Linked DNA regions of Homo sapiens: region 2 is linked to region 1. Evidence: read pairs that join two places in POLR2A ChIA-PET (ENCODE). Cell type or tissue: HepG2. All regions are shown on one strand. Links, peaks and the distances in the headings refer to the core of each region. The heading gives the core; the rest is flanking DNA.

Region 1 (5,375 bases), core at 294-5,293:
TGTCACCAGGCTGGAGTGCAGCGGCGCGATCTCACCTCACTGCAACTTCCGCCTACTGGGTTCAAGTGATTCTCCTGCCTCAGCCTCCAGAGTAGCTGGGACGACAGGCGCGCACCACGCCAGCTAATTTTTGTATTTTTAGTAGAGACGGGGTTTCGCCATGTTGGCCAGGATGGTCTCAATCTCTTGACCTCGAGATCCACTGGCCCCGGCCTCCCAAAGTGCTAGGATTACAAGCGTGAGCCACCACACCCAGCCTATTTTATTTTATTTTATTTTAGAGACAGGGTCTCTCTCTGTCACCCAGGCTGGAGTGCAGTGGTGCAAACTCAGCTCATTGCAGCCTCCACCTCCTGGGCTCAAGGGATCCTCCCACCTAAGCCTCCTGAGTAACTGGGACTACAGGCACACACTGCCATGTCTGGCTGATTTTTTTATTTTTTATTTTTTGTAAAGACAGGGTCTTGCTATGTTGACCAAGGTGGTCTCGAACTCCTGGCCTCAAGCCGTCCTCCCATCTCGGCCTCCCAAATTGCTGAGATTACAGGTGAGAGCCACCGCACCTGGCCTCATTATTCTCATCACACACCTGATGTCTAGTATAGTATAGTGCCTGGTACGTAGCAGTACATCAATAATGCTGTGGGATGAGTTAATAATAAATTCCAAGTGTATCCCCCAAAAGGTACTTATTATAGCAGAGAAATGTTGCTTCTAGGAGCAGAAAATGTCCTCTATGAGGAGCCAAGGAAAGGTTGGGGAGTCTGAAGAGAGAAGGACCTGAGGCTTGCACCATATTCTGGATGAGGAGCATGGAGATCACTCTCAAATGAAGTTTGGCCAGATAGTGAGCAAAGCAACAGAGCAGCCAGACTGCTCAGCAGGAAGAAAAGATAACAGCTCTGTGGGGTTTTTTTTGTTTTTGTTTTTCCCCTTGCAGGGTAACTCCCTTCATAGGCAACAGACCAGAGAGAGCAGTTGAAGATGAATGTGTCTCTCTTGGCAAATGCTGAGGAGCGTGCACTTCTATCTCATCATTAATCAGGAGGTAGAAGAGAGAGGGTTCTGGTGACCAGTGATGATTTGGGAACACCAAAAAAGACAAACAAACTCCAAACATAATCCAGTGAAAACCCAACAAATTACATGACATTTCAAACCCAGCAGGAGACAAAACGCAGACCCCAAAGAGGAAGTGATGTATTCACCCTAGCCAAACAAAGAGGTCGACACTTTGAAGAGGAAAAAGAAAATCAAGTACAAAGGGACAGCCTAAATTCCTTAAAAGAGCATGGAGGTTGTGACTGAGATCCCATTCCTGGCCTCTGAATCCTGTCTCCCACAACCAGTCAAGCCTGTGGTGATCCATGGACTACCATGTTCTGGAATGAACCAAGAGAAATTAAAGCCTCCTCTCCTCGGAGACAAAACTTCATGCAAACGACATCACTTGAAGTCACCATGGAAAAGAATAGATGGAGTGGGGAGGGGGCAGCATGGAATGAATAGTGGGAAAGGTGACCAAAAGACCTTGAACGATATTCATTCAAAGATAGGCCTCAAGTTGACAATAAAGATGGAATCTTCCATGTAATGCTGCTTTGCAGTAATCAGATCTCTAATCCCAGTTATCGCAAAGAAATGCAAACATGAATGAGGTATTGCCAATGTCTCTAGGGGAATTGCATTTTCATCCTTCATTTAACTGAGAAACTGAGGTGCAAAGAAATGAAGGAAATCGCTTAAAGGATGACAGTGTGAGTCAGCAGCCCGACCAGGAAGCCGGGGCTGCGACTCCTCACTTCCTGGTTTTCTCTACAAATATGAAGAGTACATTCCCTTCCTCTCAGAATCGGTTTGTGGCAGCAGTTCTCTAGCTTAGAAAGGCAGCTTTCCAGGAGAGAAGGCACGGGCATTCGGCTCCTGCTGGGGAGGGGCGAGGTAACCCGACATCAGGTCCACAGGTCCACAGAAACTGAAATTTCTTCCAAGATGAGGCTTTCCCCTTCCTTCGCCTGGAAAACCAATTTGCGCTGATGCCCTGACTCCCTCTCCTTAGAGTGTCCTCCCTGCTCACCATTCTAAGGCAGCGGCTGCACAAATTAGCAGTGCTCTTTGTCCCTAGAGCTCCAGAATCCGATTGTGTTCCAGTGTGTGCCGCAGGCCTCGATGTGTGCTGTGCATTGTAAAACACTGGCACGTGCTTCTGCAAAGAATTTTGTTCTTCTTAACAGCCACCAGAAAGTTTGTTTGGCCATCCATCCCACTGAAGCAAAAAAGGAGAAGAAAGAGAAGAAAAGGCTGTGAACCGCTTATTAGAAGCTTCCAAAGCTGAGTGGAAGTTTAACCAATTTCAAGGAAAGCACACACACACTAAACCCCCCACTGTTTGAGGACTTTCCACGTTTGCATGCACTGGAGCTGGACTCTGGAGCAAAGGGCAGCAGTGATTATTCTAGAGGTTATGTCATAGATGGTGTAACATTATCTTCTGCCCACTGGGATCTTATCAGCCATGTGTGCCTGGTCTATTTTGAGACCCATCTGAGCCTGCTACCTGGGACATGGGTAGTGTTAACAAATCAACATATGGCTGACAAGAGTTTAACCTGCCTCGTCTGGTGAAGAACAGTCAGAGCAAACTGTCTGTCAGCAGCAGCAGCTGAACTTGTGATATGAAATATTGCTTTCTTGCCTAAAAGCAGGACAGAGAAAGAAAAAGAAAAAAGAAGCAAAAGAAATATTGCTTTGTCTTCCAAATAAAATTTAGAGGCTCAGTGTAAACTGCAACTGTGACCCCAATCAACCAAGTAGGTGAAACACACACACACACACACAGAGACACACACACATCTTTTTACTTAGATAGCTTTGTTATTCAGCAAGAAGACAAATTATTAAAAAGTTGCCGGGCACAGTGGCTCACCATGCTGTAATCCCAGCACTTTGGGAGGCTGAGGCGGGTGGATCTCCTGAGGTCAGGAGTTCGAGACGAGCCTGGCCAACATGGCCAAACCCTGTCTCTACTAAAAATATAAAAATTAACTGGGCGTGGTGGCAGGCGCCTGTAGTCCCAGCTACTCTGGAGGCTGAGGCAGGAGAATCGCTTGAACCCGGGAGGCAGAGGTTGCAACGAGATCCCGCCACCGCACTCCAGCCTGGCAACAGAGTGAGACTCCGTTTCAAAATAATAATACTAATAAAATAAAAAAATTAAAAGTTGAGCTCTTTCCACGAGTGAGGGCTGAGAGCTGGCATCCTAGGCAGGCAGGCCAGACCCAGGGTGTGCAATGGCCCTATTTGTTGCCTTGGTCTTACGTACGGAAGACCTCGGCTTCTCTCTTTGCCATTAGCAGGAGTCGAATTCTCAGGGCCTAACCTCACGTTCTATTTTCAGCTATTTCCACAAAGCGTGCAGCCTCTTAGTCTGCCGTCTTCCTGCTGTCCCTCACCCTCCAGGCCAGCAGCAGTGCCGGCCACCTGCCAGTAGCACCTGCTCCCTGCCCTGCTGCCTTGCTGTTTCCTTGGGTCCAGAAAGCCGTCCCTTCCTCCCAACTCTCAAATATAAGTGGCTTCCAGGCAGGCACGGTGGCTCACACCTGTAATCCCAGCACTTTGGGAGGCCAAAGCAGGAGGATCACTTGAGGCCAGGAGTTCAAGACCAGCCTGGGCAACATAACAAGACCCCATCTCTACTTTTTGAATAACTTTTTCTACTTTTTGATAAACTTTTTAAGTGGCTTCCTCTTATTTGTCTACCCAGCGAGTGGTGACGATTTATGTAGTGTAGGGGAGATCTCAGAAGCTGTCAGCCTGAAACACCTGGCCTTTGTCTTCCTGAAGAGAGGGGTTTATTTCTGGCAGACAATCCTACTGGATTTAAAGTTGGGGTGGTTAGAGAGGCTGCTTCTTCATCCATCTTGAAGTGGACATGATGAGGAAAAAATACACTGAGGAAAATGGCCAGTTAAAGACTTCATTATTGGCCGGGCGCAGTGGCTCATGCCTGTAATCCCAGCACTTTGGGAGGCCGAGGTGGGCAGATCACCTGAGCTCAGGAGTTCGAGATCACCCTGGCCAACATGGTGAAACCCCGTCTCTACTAAAAATACAAAAATTAGCCAGGCATGGTGGCAGGCACCTGTAATCCCAGCTACTCGGGAGGCTGAGTCCAGAGAATCACTTGTACCGGGAGGCAGAGGTTGCAGTGAGCCGAGACTGTGCTACTGCACTCCAACCTGGGTGACAGAGCGAGACTCTGTCTCAAGAATTAAAAATAAATAAAGACTTTAGCTGATGGTAATATGGCTCAGGGTCCTACAAAGCTCATAGAAAGTGAGAGGTGCCTTCTCGTCAAAGTACCTAAGAAAGGCTGGGTGGGAAGAGAAACCAAGAAGATTCTCCACTTTTTTAGCCACCATACGTGCCAAATAGTGGAATCTTCCAGGGTGCATGTGTTATTTGTGACTCAATAGCTATTGTGTGCAACAGCCTCTTCATTGACTTCTCCTCAGACAAGTCATAAAAAAAAAAAAAATCTCCCTTTCTTTCAGGAAAGTTAGAAATTCATTTGCCTCCAAAATAATTTTCTCTTCTTTCAGGTAGAGAGACCTAAATAAGTCTTTCAAAGTCTCCCTTTTTTTGATGACTATTTCTAGAAGTAAGAGCCAGAAAGGGCAGAATAATTAGGTTAAGTCACATCTAGCCCTGTGCCATCTGTGCATGGAGTGTGCGGATGATCTCGGTAGCGGTTAAGCCACTTACTAACCTCCTATCCACTGGGAAGTGATGAAGGAAGAAGTGACTAATGATGCTAAGGAGACAGCTGTCCTTATTTGGGCTCAGTTTACAGCAATTCTTGCCTTTGCAAAGATAACCAGGGGTTCAAAGCATGACATCTAAGAGTTGGTGAGGAAGCCCCATCTGTGCTAGTTAGGGCTTTGGAGTCACAGACTTGGGTTCTAATTCTAATTCTGTCACTCACTGGCTGCATGACCTTAAATTACTTAGCCTTGTTAAGCGTAGATTCCTCATCTGTAAAATATGGAAGAAGAAGCTTTGCCTCTTAGGGTTGTTGTGAAGATTAGCATAAAATGCCAGGTGCAGAATAAGGGCTTAGTAAGTGGCAAATTATTATTGGGGAATAAAATAAATGAAGAGGATTTTGTTAATAAACAAGATTCTTCCAACTAATCCCACCTTCAATTATGATTTGGGAGCTCAGTGTATCATCCTTCGCACTGGAACCCTGCTCAGCAATGATGCCATCTGCTTGTTTGCTTGCTGTAATAATCCAAGACTAAAGACCCTTAAAAAAAAAAAAAAAAAAAAAAAGATACCCTGCTGAAGGGAAAATTATACAGGGCAAGTAGAGA
Region 2 (5,375 bases), core at 273-5,272, 120 kb after region 1:
GTGGTCCCAGCATTTGAGAAGCTGAGGTCGGAGGGTTGCTTGATCCTGGAAAGTCAGGGCTGCAGTGAGCCATACTCCAACCTGGGTGACAGAGCAAGACTCTGTCTGTCTCTTTGGGAAAAAAAAAAAATCCAACTTACGAGTTCTCTTGTGCTCCCTCTCCACTGTTCCTCTTTGCTCTTTCATCCCTCCTGACTCCAGAAGAGGGCTCTACCACTCGCTGCTAATGCCTTCACATTTGTCTGGATTCCTGCCTCCTGGGGACCTCATCCTTGCCAGCCCCTGTTGCTGTGCCTGTGCCCTACCAGGGGTGTTTTCATGTTCTCATCAGTGACCCTGCTTAGCCCTGAATATCATCAGCCGGCTCATGCCTGACTTCTCTGTGGAGGGATTCATCCCACGTGCATTCTTCAGGGTATGAATCCCACAGGACCAAGACCTTCTGGATCCCTTTCCATTTCTTCACATTCAAGAATCTCTGCAAAAGAATGTAGCCTAACCCCCCTAACAATCTAAAACTTCTTCCCAAGCACCATTTAGTGCCCCAGGACACTTGCCTGTGGCCAGAGCGACTCTCTTCCTTTCTGCCCTTTCCATTGTCTACCCCACCTGCCTCCCCTTTGAAAGTTGTTCAGGTTTAACTTTCCCTCCCTATTCCCTTTGTTCCCGTTTGTAGGCAGGTCTCCCTCCCCTGCAATCCCATACCATGTTCAAACAGGTTTTCTTAAAACTCTTACATCACTTTTCTCAGCCTACACCCCCTACTGCCCCAGACCCAACCCCAACTCTCCCACCTCCTGTAATTTGCCCACTCCACACACACCCTCTGTAATGAGGCCCCTGCCCTTCAGCAGGACCTGGCTCCTGGGCTTCTTGTGGTACTTCCTGGGTATCAGCTCCCTCCAGCCTCCACCTCCATACCCTTCCTCTTACACTACCCCAGTCCACTAATCTCTGCTTTTTCTAGACCTAAAATTAGAATTGTATAGACAGCACTTAATTCTCTTACCTTCCCAAGCTTTCTTTTACCTCTTACCAAGTGGTAAGCTTATGGAGTTCCCCACCCCAACCTAGTAGTGGATCAGGAGTTACTAATTGAAGTAGCTGACATACATTTTTATCATCAAGAAATATTTGAGGGCCTAAAGTAGAGTATTTCACCCCCAAATCATTTGAAGGTAGATTGTGGGTCCCATTTGTTTATTTTTTTCAGACTCTTTTTTTTTTAAACCTTGATAGCTTAAAGGCCAGGAAAAAACTGATTAGTTTTCATCTTCAAAGGACACAGGATAAAAGAAGGACTGAGCCAGCTCACCCCTACCCTCCAAACACCTTTAAATCACAGTCACTTTTCCCACTCCCCTGGTTGTGACTTTTGAATTTTATAGTTGATATAATCCCTCCTTTTATAGCCGATTTATGCACTGCAATTTAAGTAAGCAGAAATGTTCAGTGCATAGGGGGACTCAGATTTAATGATTGTTGACTTAAATTTAAAAGGATCACTAAGGCCCCTGTACCTCTTACTTATTGCAAAACAAACATTCTCCGTAAGACCACCCTCTATTCTGTGACCCCTTTGAGGTTCCTAGGAATTGATAGGTTGTGGGCCATGTTTACACCCACAGGAGGACTTCTTTACAGAAAACCTCCCCAGCATCTTTGATGGCCTAGATGTGTTCACAGTCACACTGAGAAAGTTTTAACCTGATAGTCATCATTCAGAAACTAACTCGAATCCCAACATCATTCCTGGAATAACGGGACAGCCGCATAGATGGGGCTCACAAGGATGTCTCCCCTCTCGTTCCTTTCCAGAGGATGAGTTCTGTTTTAAAATTATAACTGTTTATTACAGGCACTGGGCGGATTGCTTTAGGAATTGATTTAACGAATGTTCACTGGGTTATTGCCTTGTGTCAATAATGTTTTGAGTGAAATATCAAAACGCTGATGAGATGGTTTATCTCATCTCATCTTTACAAGAAAAGGGAAGGTTAGAGGATTTGGTGTTGCCAGTGTTTTTACTTATTGTTGGTGGCCTGCCTGAAACTGATGGCAGTAGTAAGTAAGGAAAAAGCCTGCCAGTCTCCTTAACTCTCCAAAAGTAGGATTAAATCTGCTGAGGGTCAGACCACTGCCGTAGTTCTGTCCTTTCCTGGAAATCATAGATTCTTTTGAAAGGCTGATCAAATTTATGGACTATTTTCCTAAAGCTGAATACTGTCTGCATTTTACATGTGGTTTCAAGGGTATGACTCTTGCACTTGTCTACAGAACAAGGCTTATCAACCTAAGCATGTCATCTGTTCAGCTCAGCTGGCCCATAGTTGGCTTGCAGTACCTGTTATAGATTGAGAGAAACAATGCCTACTGTGTGCCAGGCACTGAGCTACAGACTAAAGATACATAAATTGGGGGAGGGAGGGCAGGGTGCAATTAAGGACTGAAATTTGATCACTTTCTTTTTTGCATTTTTTTTTTTTAAATGAGACAGGTTTTCCCTCTGCCACCCAGGCTACTTGAGTTCAGTGGTACAATTATAGCTCACTACCAAGCCCAGCAAATTAAAAAAAATTTTTAGACACAGGGGTCTTGCTATATTGCCCAAGCTGGTCTCAAACTCCTGGCGTCACGAATAGTTGGGTCTTTCTGGTATATTTTCAAAAATTATGTTAAGTTTTTTTAAAAAAAAATAGTGACATCAAATTATACTTAAAAAAGCACTGTATTCTCATGATACATACGTTGTTTCAGATTGCCTTTTCTAGACTTTATCCATAAGTATAGCATAGAATCTTAAATGTGCCAGCTAGCTTTTTAAACTTGACCTAACTTTATAAACATTTTCCCATGTTTTCACACATTGACTTTTTTTTGAGACAGGGTCTCAGTTTGTCACCCAGGCTGGAATGCAGTGGTGTGATCACCGCTCACTGCAGCCTTGACCTCCTGAGCTCAAACAATCCTCCCGGTTCAGCTTCCTGAGTAGCTGGGATTACAGGCGCACAACACCACACCTGGATAACTTTTTTTTTTTCTTTTTTTTTTCTTTTTGAGACGGAGTCTCATTCTGTCACCAGGCTGAAGTACTGTGGTGCAATCTCAGCTCACTGCAACCTCCGACTCCCTGGTTCAAGCAATTCTCCTGCCTCAGCCTCCTGAGTAGCTGGGATTACAGGCACGCGCCACCATGCCCAGCTAATTTTTGTATTTTAGTAGAGATGGAGTTTCACTTTGTTGGCCAGGATGGTCTCCATCTCCTGACCTCGTGATCCACCCGCCTCAGCCTTCCAAAGTGCTGGGATTACAGGCGTGAGCCACTGCACCCGGCCCACATCTGGGTAACTTTTTGTGTTTTTTGTCTAGATAGAGTTTCGCCATGTTGCCCAGGCTGATCTCGAACTCTAGGGCCAAACCGATCCTCTCGCCTCGGCCTTGCAAAGTGCTGGGATTACAGGTGTGAGGCACAGTGTCCAGCCCACATTGACCTTTATGTTTGAGGTGGGACCAGGTTCAAGCAGGTTTAGGGTAGATGGGGCAGGGTGGGGATGACTCACCTGGGAGAGGTCAGCCTGCTTATGACACGTCCCTCTATTGTTGGTTTCATGGATTATTTCCCTCTATGAACTGAAACTCTAGTCAACACTAGGCAAAGTAAGTTACTTTGAGATCCACTAACTCCCCTCCCAAGCCTGCAGGTAAAACCATCCCAGATCACCTTTATTCCTGCTTTAGGGTTTAAAAACCCCAGGAGGCAAACAAATTAAAGACTGCAGATGTTCTTAGGATGGTTAGACTTGACACAGAAGAGAAAGAGGTACAACTGTTCATAGAGTTCAGTTTGACAATTAACATGTATATTAGTATGGTTGCCTGTGTTTGTGTTATGTTTCACTGTGTTTCATCTTCCTGTGCCTGGGATCCCCCATGCCCTCCTTTCCTATCTTTCTCAAAACCAGCTGTTTTTCCCCATCTGCTGCATTTTGGTTATAGATATTTATTTGTAGGTTTGCTTTAAAACAAAACTCCTCTAAATCCTACTTGATAACCATCCATGCTCTTTACTCTCTCCTGTCCTGGGAGCTCTCTTCCTAACTCCTGCCCTTCATTCTCGACGCCTGCCTGGCCTCCTTTTGGTTCCTTCTCTACAGCATTGCTTCCACCCACCAGCTGTAGTGCCCCTGTCCCTTAAGAGTATGGCAGTGCCTCCTAACTGGGTTATATACCTCTGATTGTCCATTTTTAAATCTGCTACCAAGAGCTTTTTAAGCTGTGGATACGATTATTTCATCGTGGGCTTTAAAAATTGTGAGGAGGGGCCCTTCAGTGGGTTTCCAGAGCAACAGGATAAAGTTCATGGCTCTTAGATGGAACCTTGAGCCCAGCATCATTCTGCCAGCCGCATCTTTGCCATTTCCCCCACTGCACTCTCCCTCCTTTCTCAAAACACACTGGTGCACTCTGATAGCTCCCAGGGGTTTTGTTTTCATGGACAAGACACACAAAACTTTTGCAGTTAGACACAAGGTTGCCGTTTTTTTATTTTGCTAAGTAAGGGCATTAAAAAATGATCTCTACCATCTACTGTCTTTATCTCATTTTAAAAGATGGCAGTTTACCCTAAAAAAAAAAAAGAATGAATTCAGCATTGTGAGAAACTCAGCAAATCATCTGCTTTTTCTGCACACTGTGTTAACAGCTTTCTGCGTGTGGCTGGGAGGCGAATCTCTTCTTCAAGCTCAGGTTTGCTTTTGCTGTGCTGCCCTCGCCTTGCACTCAGTGGTGCTTACCTCTGGTGAGCCACTGCAGCTCTGGAAGTGTTTGGCTCATACTCCAGGTTCCCTGGAGTTGAAATTTCCCTCTCTGTGTTTCCTCTGACATAGGAAGCCAGGGCTCTCTGTCTTACAGCTCTTGGTGGTTCTGGCACCTGGAATGTTAGTAGCCTTAGATGTCTGAGGATGATCGTCATAATCTCCCAGGTTTTCGCACAGATCCCAAACCTTACCCTATGTGTAGGGTATACAAACAGTATAGAATATTTTAAGCCACTAATTTTAACAACATGCTGAGAATACCCATTTTTCTCTGCCTACGGATTGGATACACTCTGAAAGCAGCAAGGATGGGCCTACAACTCCAGCTGCAGGAAACTGAGTAGACTGCTCCCCTTTATTTTATTTTATTTTATTTTTATTTTTTTATTTTTTCATTTTTTGAGAGAGGGTCTCACTCTGTTGCCTAGGCTAGAGTGCAGTGTCACGGTCAGTGCTCACTGTAGCCTCAACCTCCCTGGGCTCAGGCGATCCTCCCACCTCAGCTTCCTGAGTAGCTGGGACTACAGGTACCCACCACCACACTTGCATATCTATCTT

The links. Peaks named below come from ENCODE experiments on the same cell type or tissue, not always from the same donor. Only the 100,000 strongest peaks of a DNase experiment are listed, where the experiment ranks them.
Region 2: POLR2A ChIA-PET joins it to region 1 with 7 read pairs; 5 of 35 experiments call an interaction of 5 or more read pairs at or near these places.

The regions. Positions count from the first base shown.
Region 1 is chr6:7,040,709-7,046,083 of GRCh38, forward strand. No RefSeq gene overlaps it. Among named protein-coding and RNA genes, the nearest start is that of RREB1, 65 kb to the right of the region's middle. RefSeq lists an enhancer at 1,758-2,646. In HepG2, for the core only: no CTCF peak of the experiment used is centred there; DNase peaks (open chromatin) are centred at 1,823 and 2,453; H3K4me3 peaks cover 814 bases.
Region 2 is chr6:7,157,649-7,163,023 of GRCh38, forward strand. All of the region lies in intron 1 of RREB1 (ras responsive element binding protein 1), which reads left to right. Among named protein-coding and RNA genes, the nearest start is that of RREB1, 52 kb to the left of the region's middle. RefSeq lists enhancers at 2,848-3,809, 3,428-3,722. In HepG2, for the core only: no CTCF peak of the experiment used is centred there; DNase peaks (open chromatin) are centred at 2,280, 2,973 and 3,533; H3K4me3 peaks cover 494 bases.